Linked DNA regions of Homo sapiens: region 1 is linked to region 2. The links are chromatin loops, found by intact Hi-C in ENCODE. Cell type or tissue: Panc1. All regions are shown on one strand. Each heading gives the region's core, and the rest is flanking DNA. Links, peaks and the distances in the headings are about the cores only. Region 1 overlaps RPL22 (ribosomal protein L22). Region 2 overlaps CHD5 (chromodomain helicase DNA binding protein 5).

Evidence for each region. Hi-C counts contacts between places; a loop is a spot of excess contacts. Peaks named below come from ENCODE experiments on the same cell type or tissue, not always from the same donor. Only the 100,000 strongest peaks of a DNase experiment are listed, where the experiment ranks them.
Region 1: a loop joins it to region 2, with 3 times the contacts of the local background. A loop is called at or near these places in 16 of 110 quality-filtered maps.

Annotation. Positions count from the first base shown.
Region 1 is chr1:6,182,833-6,188,203 of GRCh38, forward strand. It overlaps RPL22 (ribosomal protein L22), which reads right to left. Exons shown (of 4, transcript NM_000983.4): 4 at 2,188-3,984. The coding sequence ends at 3,840. Among named protein-coding and RNA genes, the nearest start is that of CHD5, 5.2 kb to the left of the region's middle. In Panc1, for the core only: CTCF peaks have their summits at 848 (motif pointing right), 1,051 and 3,120 (motif pointing left); no DNase peak of the experiment used is centred there; H3K27ac peaks cover 1,791 bases.
Region 2 is chr1:6,106,664-6,112,034 of GRCh38, forward strand. CHD5 (chromodomain helicase DNA binding protein 5) reads right to left here. Exons shown (of 42, transcript NM_015557.3): 36 at 5,112-5,220; 37 at 3,731-3,863; 38 at 3,132-3,327; 39 at 1-116. Among named protein-coding and RNA genes, the nearest start is that of KCNAB2, 63 kb to the left of the region's middle. RefSeq lists a silencer at 2,293-2,392. In Panc1, for the core only: a CTCF peak has its summit at 2,365 (motif pointing right); a DNase peak (open chromatin) is centred at 2,329.

The sequences.
Region 1 (5,371 bases), core at 295-5,294, 76 kb after region 2:
TGAGGCAGGAGATTCGCTTCAACCCAGGAGGCAGAGGTTGCAGTGAGCCAAGATTGCGCCACTGCACTCCAGCCTGGGTGACAGAGCGAGACTGTCTCAAAAATAGAAAAAAAAAAAACTTTTTCCAAGAACAGAGTGGAAAAAGCTCATCGTCTTCTGCACATACCATACTCAATTTCCATTCCAGGACTAAATGAACTCCTCATCCAGGAACCCCCAAGGCCTGCCTGAGGCCATTTCGTTCAACAATGCATATCCACGCTGTGGCCACCTGGCACCACCAGCTTCTCAAGGGCAATGAAGTGCTTGTACATACACCACCTCACAGCGAGTCACATAGATCAAAACTCTGCCCCACACCTCCTCCTCGGCAGGGGTGAAACGGCGTCACTCAGGACCGCAGTGTCCTCTGCAATGAAGGCTCAGTGCCCACCTGCTGCACCAAGACTTTCGTTGCACTTGAAGGCTTTTTCCGAAAGTGTGGACCCTGCACCACCTGAATTCAAATCAGTTGGGGTTGCAGGGGAGGAAGGAGCTTCTCAAAAAGGCAGCCCTGGGCCATGGCCCTGAACCTGAGAAAATCCTTGTGTAAGCCTGAGAACGTTTTATGGGTGTTCTCTGGGTTCTAGCTATGGTGGCAGCTAACTCACTCCGCTGGTCAGCACAGCCTTTACAGACTGTTTTAGCTGGGCCCAAAATAGCCTGGGGGAAAAAAAAGAATGTGTATTCTCAAATCCATCCCAAAGACAAGAAAATGGCTGGATGAGAAATTCAGTTTCCTGTTCCTAGAGATAAGCACTATGATTGCACCGTTTAACAGGCAGTCCTCACCTCCTTCCTGTAGGTGGAGGGCTACCTCCTTGCAGGGATGGCAAATCCCCACACCAAGCCTCTCTTCTACCCTCTTCTCCCTCAAAGAGAATCAACCCCACAGTTTATTCCACTAAATACAGGCCCATCACCACGACTCAGCGAACAACCTGGGCAGGTGCCAACCCAGGCTCTCCTTCAGGGACCTGGCCCATCTCTCACCGCCGTGGTGCCCCTACCCTGCAGCTTCTGACTCGTCACCCCAGTATTCTGTCCAAGGGTTACTGGGGAGATGGTCTGTCCCCTGGAACTGCCAGATCTGTAACTGTCCCACATCCTAGGTCCCCCTCTCCTGTGGGAGGTCTTGGTTTACAATACTTGACAAGTTTAAGGGTCTGAGTCCCATGTACAAATGGAAAGTGAAATCAGGTGTCAACACCAAATTCCAGGCTCCCCTGACATCAATGACTTCAACAGCCGGACCATTATTCCCCATCACCAGGGTCCTTATCACCCTCCAGGAAATCAAGTGTCCCCTAAAAAGGCTGAGCTCTAGATAGCCCCAGATATCAACTGTCTTAAGACACTTGGTATTATCCAACTTCCTCACTTTCCCCGTGTTTCTGACCACCTCTGTGCTACACACCATTCATGAGCAAAGTTAGGACCCACGTATTTCAACACCTGGCTGCTCCTGAAAATGTATGAGGACAACAGTCCTCAAAACCCAAACACTTCACCACTGGAAGTGCCATGGGAAAAGGGGGATCAGAGGCTTTTTGGAGGGAAAACATGAAGCCTTTAGAAGTGACTAGTTCGTAGCACTTAGTGACATCAACAAACCTCATTTCCTCAGCTGTACCAGCACACTCGAGGGAAGGGCGTGAAGGTGTTGTGTAACTGGCATTGGCTGAGACGAGACCAACCTCCTGTTTCCGGACTCTTATGAACTTAAATCACGGCTTGAAACTCTCCACGACCCCAGTCAGCCCCTGTGCCTCAACTATTTTCGATCAGGCAAGTGAGGTGTGAGTCAAAACAAAGGAAACTGGTCTACAGTGTGCTTTGGGCGCAGCTGGTGTCATGGTTGTGATGGAATTCAAGTTGACACTACCTATTCCCCATCAGAAAACGGCATTTGCTGGCAAAGTTGATCCCCAGACTCTGGATCTGGAGAAATTCTACACAGAGTTCAGTGACAGCCAACCCCTGAATCTCACTGCGGCAAAACAGCACAACTAAGGGAAGAAAAGTGGAAATAAAGGACATCTTTTCTTCTAAGCCTAATAAAGACCAACGTAACTGTTGGTACAGCAACTAATTCGTGAGGACAAAGCTTTTCTTCACATGCCAGTCCTTAAAAAAAACAAAGCCTCGTACAGTAAGAGTAGCCAGGTGTTAGCCACTTTAATAGAAAATATGATCAAAACTCGATTACAAGAGTTCAAAAAGACATAGAAAACCAGTGAGTTTCAATTTTATTACAAGTTTTCAAATCTGGGACTAGTTTCTTTTTTTCTTTTAACTGAAATGCCAACTTCAGCCCAGGGTTTTTTCACAACCAAACTAAAAATGACTTACTACATGGGAACATCAATGCAACAAGTAGAATTTGTAAACTCAAGCCACAAACTTAGTTAATAATCATGGTTAAGGGACATTGCCAAAGAGCAACTGATGCCTCAGTGAAGTTTGAAAGAAACTCTGCTTTCTGTGACGGCAGAGAAGAAATATGCAAGCAATTCTGCTTCAAAGAAATTTGCATAGAAATGGAAAAATGCCAGAGCCTTTAACACAAGTGAAATTGCAAAGCCTCAACACGTTCAACTCAATCCACAGAGCACCAAATGTTTAATGGGAGCCAAGGTAGGACTGAGCATTGAACTTCCAGCTATGCAACTCGCAGGGCACAATTTCAAGTGTGGAAACCATCTGTAGGCAAGCTCTTTTAAAAACATGAATTTTAGACACCGTAAATTCTAATGCAGACACTTTTGCATTACTGTTTGAATTTCAGAAGGGCACCACAAGGCACCAGAGTCTTTCAAAGTCACTCACAGCAACAATTGCATTTTTTTCCCAGCCTTGGTAGCCCCTTTCAGTTGTCTAGCCTCTGCACTGTGGCACACCACTGACATTAAATCCAGTCATGGCCTAAGTGGCATGAGGCAGCTATTTCCAGGGCACCTCCCACCTCCTTGGCATGGGAGGCTTCCCAGTCACTCCTCCTTCGTGTCCCCTCTTTCAAGAACCTCCAGAGCTCTTGGCATCAGGGGCCCCCATTGCTGGGCCCCACACGGGAGACCACATCTGGAAGCACTATTCCTACAGCTCCCTCTGCTGGAGACGAAAGTGACAGTTTGTTGCAAAGACCTGTAGAAACATTACTTACACGTTCATTTCTGTACACATTTAGTTAATTTAGAACCTGGGACTTTTACAATCGATTCCCCAAACCCCTTTATGGCAGCAACACTGAAGGAGCACAGTTTCTCTCTCTAGGAAGAAGAGGATTAGCAGACATAATTGTGTGCGTCAAGAGAAATTTGTAATCAAAAAATGAAAGTAAGACGAATGGCCCAGAAACCCGCATTTTATTGACAGTCATTTTCCCACAGAGAATCTTAGAAAGATGTCGCGTTTTCTTTTAATGAATGAGAGAAGCCCATTTGTATCCCTGAATCATTGAGAAAAGCAACAGATACAACTGACAGTCACACTTTTTAAAATCAAACAGTCACTACCTTCAGCCCACACCTCCACACCCGCATCTGCCTCCCCAATGGCTGTCAGTTCGGTAAAGTCACCCTCTCCTTCTACTCTGGTATTACCACGAGAATTGAAATTTTTAAGCAGAAAAAAAAAGAAGTCAAGTTACAAATAAATGAGTGGCGAACCAAGGGAAGCCCTTTGACTATGATTTCCAATTTTCTGTTCAATCCACACTGCAGAGATACAAGGATAAACCACCATTTTGGTTCCCAAGTTTTATTCAAGAACTCATACAAAATTTTCCAGATAAATGAAATTTAATCCTCGTCTTCCTCCTCTTCTTCGTCCTGGTTAATCTGGAAGTAACGTAATTCGTAACTCTCTTTGCTGTTAGCAACTACGCGCAACCAGTCACGTAGATTATTCTTCTTCAAATATTTTTTGGTGAGATATTTCAAATACCTGCAGAGAAAGGACACAAGAACTCCACTAGACAGTTGGTGCTTGCATTCTAAAACATTTTAACATTTATAAAACCCAGCACTCAAAATCATTACAATTCAAGGTGTTTTCCCAAGCCTCAAAAATGGCAAAGGTAAGGCAAATACACCCAGCCAAGGCTCTGAGTTATCAGCCACGTACCATCGACATCGGCAGTAACAATTAGAATAGCCTCAGCATGGTGGCTCAGGCCTGTAATCCCAGCGCTTTGGGAGGCCAAGGCAGGCAGATCACTTGAGGTCAGGAGTTCGAGACCAGCCTGAACAACATGGTGAAACCCCATCTCTACTAAAAATAAAAAAATTAGCTGGGCGTGGTGGTGCACGCCTGTAATCCCAGCTACTCGGGAGGCTGAGGCATGAGGATCCCTTGAATCCAGGAGGCGGAGGGTGTAGTGAGCTAAGATTGTACCACTGTATTCCAGCCTGGGTGACAGAGCAAGACTGCCTCCAAAAAAAGAAAAAAGAAAAAAAACTAGGCCAGGGGCACTGGCTCACACCTGTAATCCCAGCATTTTGGAGGGCTGAGGCAGGCGGATCATGAGGTCAGGAAACGGAGACCATCCTGGCTAACACGATGCAACCCTATCTCTACTAAAAATACAAAAAATTAGCCAGACGTCGTGCTGGGCGCCTGTAGTCCCAGCTAGTCAGGAGGCTGAGGTAAGAGAATCGCTTGAACCCGGGAGGCAGAGGCTGCAGTGAGCCGAGATGGCGCCATTGCACTCCAGCCTGGGCGACAGAGCAAGACTCCATCTCAAAAAAAAAAAAACAAAAAAAAAAAACAAGAGCAGATAAGTAGATAAGTAGATGTACCAGTTGTCCATGAAAATGCAGCAAACACCTATAACATGGTTTTTAGTGACCACTGGAGAAAGATAACATGATAGAAATTTACAGTTAAGTACGCAACCTCAATACCTTTTATGCAGAAAATAGTGGGTTTCCAAAGAGCTGTAAGCGCTGCGCACACATCACCTCACGGAGTCAAACCCCCTTTTGAGGTTGTCTGGATGATGAGGACTGCTTCTTAGGGGTGTGCACACACTCGCTCCTGCTCACCACCCAACACACAGGGACAGAATGCCACCCTGCCACTGCGCTCACGCCCAGAGAGCACAAAGCCTTTCAGTCAGCCTGCCCAATTGCTGCTTTAGCCAGGTGAGAGCTAAACACTCACCACAACAGGGATCATTTAAAAACTCTTTTATTTATTTTTTTAGACAGAATCTCCTTCTGTGGCCCAGGCTCACTGCAACCTCTGCCTCCAGGATTCAAGCAATTCTCATGCCTCAGTCTCCCATGTAGCTGGGATTACAGGTGTATAACACCATGTCCAGCTAATTTTT
Region 2 (5,371 bases), core at 149-5,148:
GCTGCGCTCCGACATCTGCAGCCGGGCGGCCACCGGGGGGATGCGGGACAGCATGGATGGCAGCCGGGTCACGTCGGCCTTCATGTCGCTCAGCAGCTCCTCCAGCTGGTTCAGGACTGTGGTGGGAGGCGGAGGGATGGTAGGATGCAGGGATGGAGGGGTGGAGGGATGGAGGAGTGGAAGGATGGAGGGATGGAGGGGTGGAGGGGTGGAGGGGTGGAGCAGTGGAAGGATGGAGGGATGGAAGGATGGAGGGATGGAGGGGTGGAGGGGTGGAGGGATGGAGGAGAGGAGGGGTGGAGGGGTGGAAGGATGGAGGGGTGGAAGGATGGAGGGATGATGGAGGGATGATGGAGGGATAATGGAGGGAAGATGGAGGGATGGAGGAATGATGGAGCGATGGAAGGATGATGGAGGGGTGGAAGGACGGACGAATGGAGGGGTGGAAGGACGGAGGGATGGAGGGATAATGTAGGGATAATGGAGCGAAGATGGAGGGATGGAGGGAAGGTGGAGGGATGGGGGAAGATGGAGGGATGGAGGGATGATGGAGGGATGGAGGGATGATGGAGGGATGGAGGGATAATGAAGGGATGATGGAGAGATGGAGGGATGATGGTGGGATGGCGGAGTGGAGAGATGGAGGGATGATGAAAGGATGATGGTTGGATGTTGGAGGGATGGAGGGATAATGAAGGAATGATGGAGAGATGGAGGGATGATGGAGGAATGGAGGGGTGGAGAAATGGAGGGATGGAGGGATGATGGAGGAATGAAGGGATGAGGGAGGGATAATGGAGGGATGGAGGGATGATGAAGGGATGATGGATAGATGGAGGGACGATGGAGGGATGGAGCGGTGGAGAGATGGAGGGATGGAGGGATAATGAAGGGATGATGGAGAGATAAAGGGATGTAGGGATGATGAAGGGATGATGGATAGATAAAGGGATATAGGGATGAAGCGATGATGGAGGGATGAAGGGATGATGGAAAAATGAAGGGATGATGGAGGGATAATATAGGGATGGAGGGATGATGGAGAGATGGAGGGATGATGGAGGGATGAGGGATGATGGATGATGGAGAGATGGAGGGATGATGGAGGGATGGAGGGATGATGGAAGAATGAAGGGATGATGGAGGAATAATGGAGGGATGGAGGGATGATGAAGGATAATGGAGAGATGGAGGGATGGAGGGATGATGGAGGGATGGAGGGGTGGAAGGATGGAGAGATGGAGGGATAATGGAAGATGGAAGGATGGAAGGAAGGTGGAGGGACGGGATGATGGAGGGATGGAAGGATGGAGGGATGATGGAGAGATGGGGGATGGAGGGATGAAGGGACGGTGGAGGGATGGGTGATGGAGGGGTGAAGGGATGGAGGGATGGAGGGATGGAGGGATGATGGAGAGATGGAGGGATGATGGAGGGATGGTGGAGACATGGAGGCATAGAGGGATGATGGAGGGATGGAGGAATGATGGAGGGGTGGAAAGATGGAGGGATGATGGAGGGTTGGAGGGGTGGAGAGATGGAGGGATGATGGAGAGATGGACGGGTGGAAGGATGGAGGGATGGAGAGATGACGGAAGGATGATAGAGGGATGGAGTGATGATGGAGAGATGATAGAGGGAAGATGGAGAGACGGAGGGATGAAGGGATGAAGGTATGATGAAGGGATAATGGAGGGATGGAGGAATGGAAGGACGAAGGGATGATGGAGGGATGGACGGGTAGAGAGATGGAGAGATGGAAGGATGGAGAGATGATGGAGAGATGGGGGATGGGGGTGGAAGGATGGAGGGAGAATGGAAGGATGATGGAGGGATGAAGCAATGATGGAGATGATGAAGGGATGACGGAGAGATGGAAGGATGAAGGGATGGAGGTATGATGAAGGGATAATGGAGGGATGGAGGGGTGGAAGGATGGAGGGATGAAGGATGACAGAGGGATGAGGGATGGAGTGGAAGGACAGAGGCATGGAGGGATAATGGAAGGATGGAAGGATGGAGGGGTGGAAGGATGGAGGAATGGAGGGATGATGAAGGGAAGGAGGGATGATGGAGAGACAGAGGGATGGAGGGTTGGAGGCATGGAAGAATTATGGAGGGATGGAAGGATGGAGGTGTGGAAGGATGGAGGGATAAGGGATGAGGGATTGAGGGGTGAAAGAATAGAGGGATGGAGGGGTGGAAGGACGGAGGCATGGAGGGATGATGGAGGGGTGGAAGGATGGAGGCATGGAGGGATGGAGGGATGAAGGGCTGTGCCAGGGGAGGTAGCCCGAGAGCTGGGGCTTATTTGCAAGGGTGTATGACTGCACTTGCCCAGAACCGGGCACCAGGGGGTGCCCTGCACCAGGCCCTCCCAAGCTGCAGGCAGCACTGCCAAGTGGGGACACAGCAGGAGCTTCCAAAGAACTCCTCCCAGGAGCCCCTCTGGGCTGGGCAAGGGCCCACGGGCTGCAGACGAGCCAGCCAGAAGCGCTGCCTGACGCTGGGCTTCCCTCCTAAGAGTTCTCAGGGAGACCTGCAGCCCCAGGCCCTACTGGGCACAGGATCAGAGTACACCAGGGAGGGCTGCAGGGCACAGGGAGGGGTCCAGCAACTCTCACCACAGGGCCACCCCTCCCCCAACCAGCCGGGAGCCCCGAGGGCAGAAGTGTGCCCTGTGACCACAGGCAGAGATGTGCAGCCAGCACCAAAGCTCTGAATCCTGGGAGATCTTGGGCAAACTACTTCCCTTCCCACACGGGGCCAAGGAGAAGGCTCCAGGCTGATGGGTATTGCCCGGGCTAAAGACACAGTGCATTTAAGTCACGCTGTCAGGACTCAGAAGCCTTTACAGTTTCGTGGTTTTCTGTGTCACTAGCCCGGGCCGGGGCCCGCACAGAGCAGGCTTGAGAAACAGGCTGGAGAAGCAAGCAGCCTCAGTTTCCCTGCAGGGGAGATAAGGGGTCTGATGACAGGACTGTTCCATCTTGGCCCAGAAGTCCACCGCCCTCTGGGCTGACATCTGTCCCCAGCCCCTACCCCATCAGTGCCCTCATCTACAGCCAAGAGCGCTCGCTGGGCAGGAGGAAGGGCGGGGGGCTGCACCGTGGGGGGCAGGACTTGCTCACCCTTGTGCAGGACGGCATTGGCAGGCTTGTTCCCAGCAAGGGACTCCTTGGACAGGTGCTGGTGGCTCTCGGCGAGGCACTCCACTTCAGCCAGGCGGGCGTTGAGGGCCATGGCGGGGTGGTTGGGGTCCTGCGTCATGTTCAGGTACGCGGCCCTCCGGAGCTGCTCCTCAATGACCAACGCCTGCTCCAGCAGCTGGGGGCGGGGCGCAGCGTCGGCCCGGCCCCTCCCGCTGAATGGCTACCCTCCGTGCTCCACCAGCGCCCACCCCAGGCCAAGGCTCCCGGCAGAAAGGAGGGAAAGAGGACGTACTGCCATCTGCTGCCCACCCTGGCCTGGTGGTGGCCAACCCTTGGAGCTGTCACCAAGCTGGGTTCTCTGTACCCCAACACCCCAAGGCGGCAGATACTTCCCAGTGGGGCCAGGGCCAGAGCAAGGATCCACCACTGTTAGTTGATGGACATACTGCTGCTTCGTGGCAGCGTGACCCAGGTACACGGGGAGGGGTTGCTGCTCTCTAATTCCTTTGCCTTTGCGAGGGTCCTCCTGACACCGTCCCTCCCTGCCCCGTGCAGCCCTGGCCCTTCAGAAGACAGACCTTAAACCTGCGGGCCAGGAACTTGTTCTTCATCTCCAGGTAGTTGCCCTTGTGGACCTCAGACTTGAAGGGCTCGTTGAGGATCATGTACCGTGGGTCATTCTGGATGTCCTGCCAGCGGGCGTAGCCGTGCCTGGGTGGGGCACCATTAAGGGCAAACCTGGCCGTTAGAAGTGGTGGGGCCGTAGGGGGAGGCAGCTCAGGGAGGGGGAGGGGCCAGCCCGGGGGTCGGCATTCTGGCTGTACGCTCTCAGGCAAGTCCTTAAGCCCAGCTGCACGAGGAACATATTGATGACACAACAGTGACAGTATCAGCAGACACTGACAGGTGCCCTGGGTGCACCAGACACAGCCCCGGGGCTTCAGAGGGTTAACTCTTCACCCCAACAACCTGGGGTGCATACGTTTAAGTCTTGCCCCCAGTGCCTGTGAATGGGAACCTTTTTCGGAAATAGAGTATTTGCAGATGTAATGAAGTTAAGAAAGGGTCATGCTGGACTAGGGTGGGCCCTAAACTCAATGACTGGGATGCTTGTAAGAAGAGGAAAATTTGGGGCCAGGCATGGTGGCTCGCGCCTGTAATCCCAGCATTTTGGGAGGCCAAGGTGGGCAGATCACTTGAGGCCAGGAGCTCGAGACCAGCCTGGCCAACAAGGCGAAACCCCGTCTCTACTAAAATTACAAAAACTAGCTGGGAGTGGTGGTGCATGCCTGTAGTCCCAGCTACTCAGGAGGCTGAGGCAGAAGAATCACTTGAACCCAGGAGGCAGAGGTTGCAGTGAGCTGAGATCGCACCACTGCACTTCAGCCTAGGCCACAGAGCGAGACTCCATCTCAAAAAAAAAAGAAAAAGAAAAAGGCCGGGTGTGGTGGCTGACGCCTGTAATCTCAGCACTTTGGGAGGCCAAGGTGGGTGGATCACTTGAGGTCAGGAGTTCGAGACCAGCCTAGCCAACATGGTGAAACCCCGTCTCTACTAAAAATACAAAAATTAGCCAGGTGTGGTGGGGCACACCTGTAATCCCAGCTACTCAGGAGGCTGAGGCAGGAGAATCGCTTGAACCCGGGAGGCAGCAGTTGCAGTGAGCCGAGATCAAGCTGCTACACTCCAGCCTGGGTGACAGAGTGAAACTCTATCTCAAAAAAAAAAAAAAAAAGAGAGAGCAATGTGGACCCAGACAGAGACACATAAGGAAGAAGCCGGGATGACAGCGGCGGGGAGCGGGCGACACAGCAATGCCGAGGATTTCTAGCCACCGCCAGAAGTGAGGAAGATTGAGGAAGAACGAGGAAGGCTTCCCCCGGAGCTCTCAGAGGGCTCTCCCCGAGGTCCACGGAGGAACGGGCAAGTCCCTGCCCAGCCCGGCCTGGCCAAGGATACGTCACGATGCCCGCCAGCAGCCAGTAGTCATGGCGCCGGTGCCAGATGTCGTAGATTTTCCCAGAGGATACAGCAGCCCGCTCCTCGTTCTGCCACAGCGTGTGCAACTCTGGGAAACAAGCCAAGGTGAGCAGGGTGAGAAGTGCCCCAGCTCTCACGCACAGGCAGGCTTGGAGAGCCGCTCCCTCCCTACTTGCCACTGCCTCCACCCCCAGAGGTCCAGTGTTCCAGGGTGGCTAAGAAAGGTTATACGATGGACT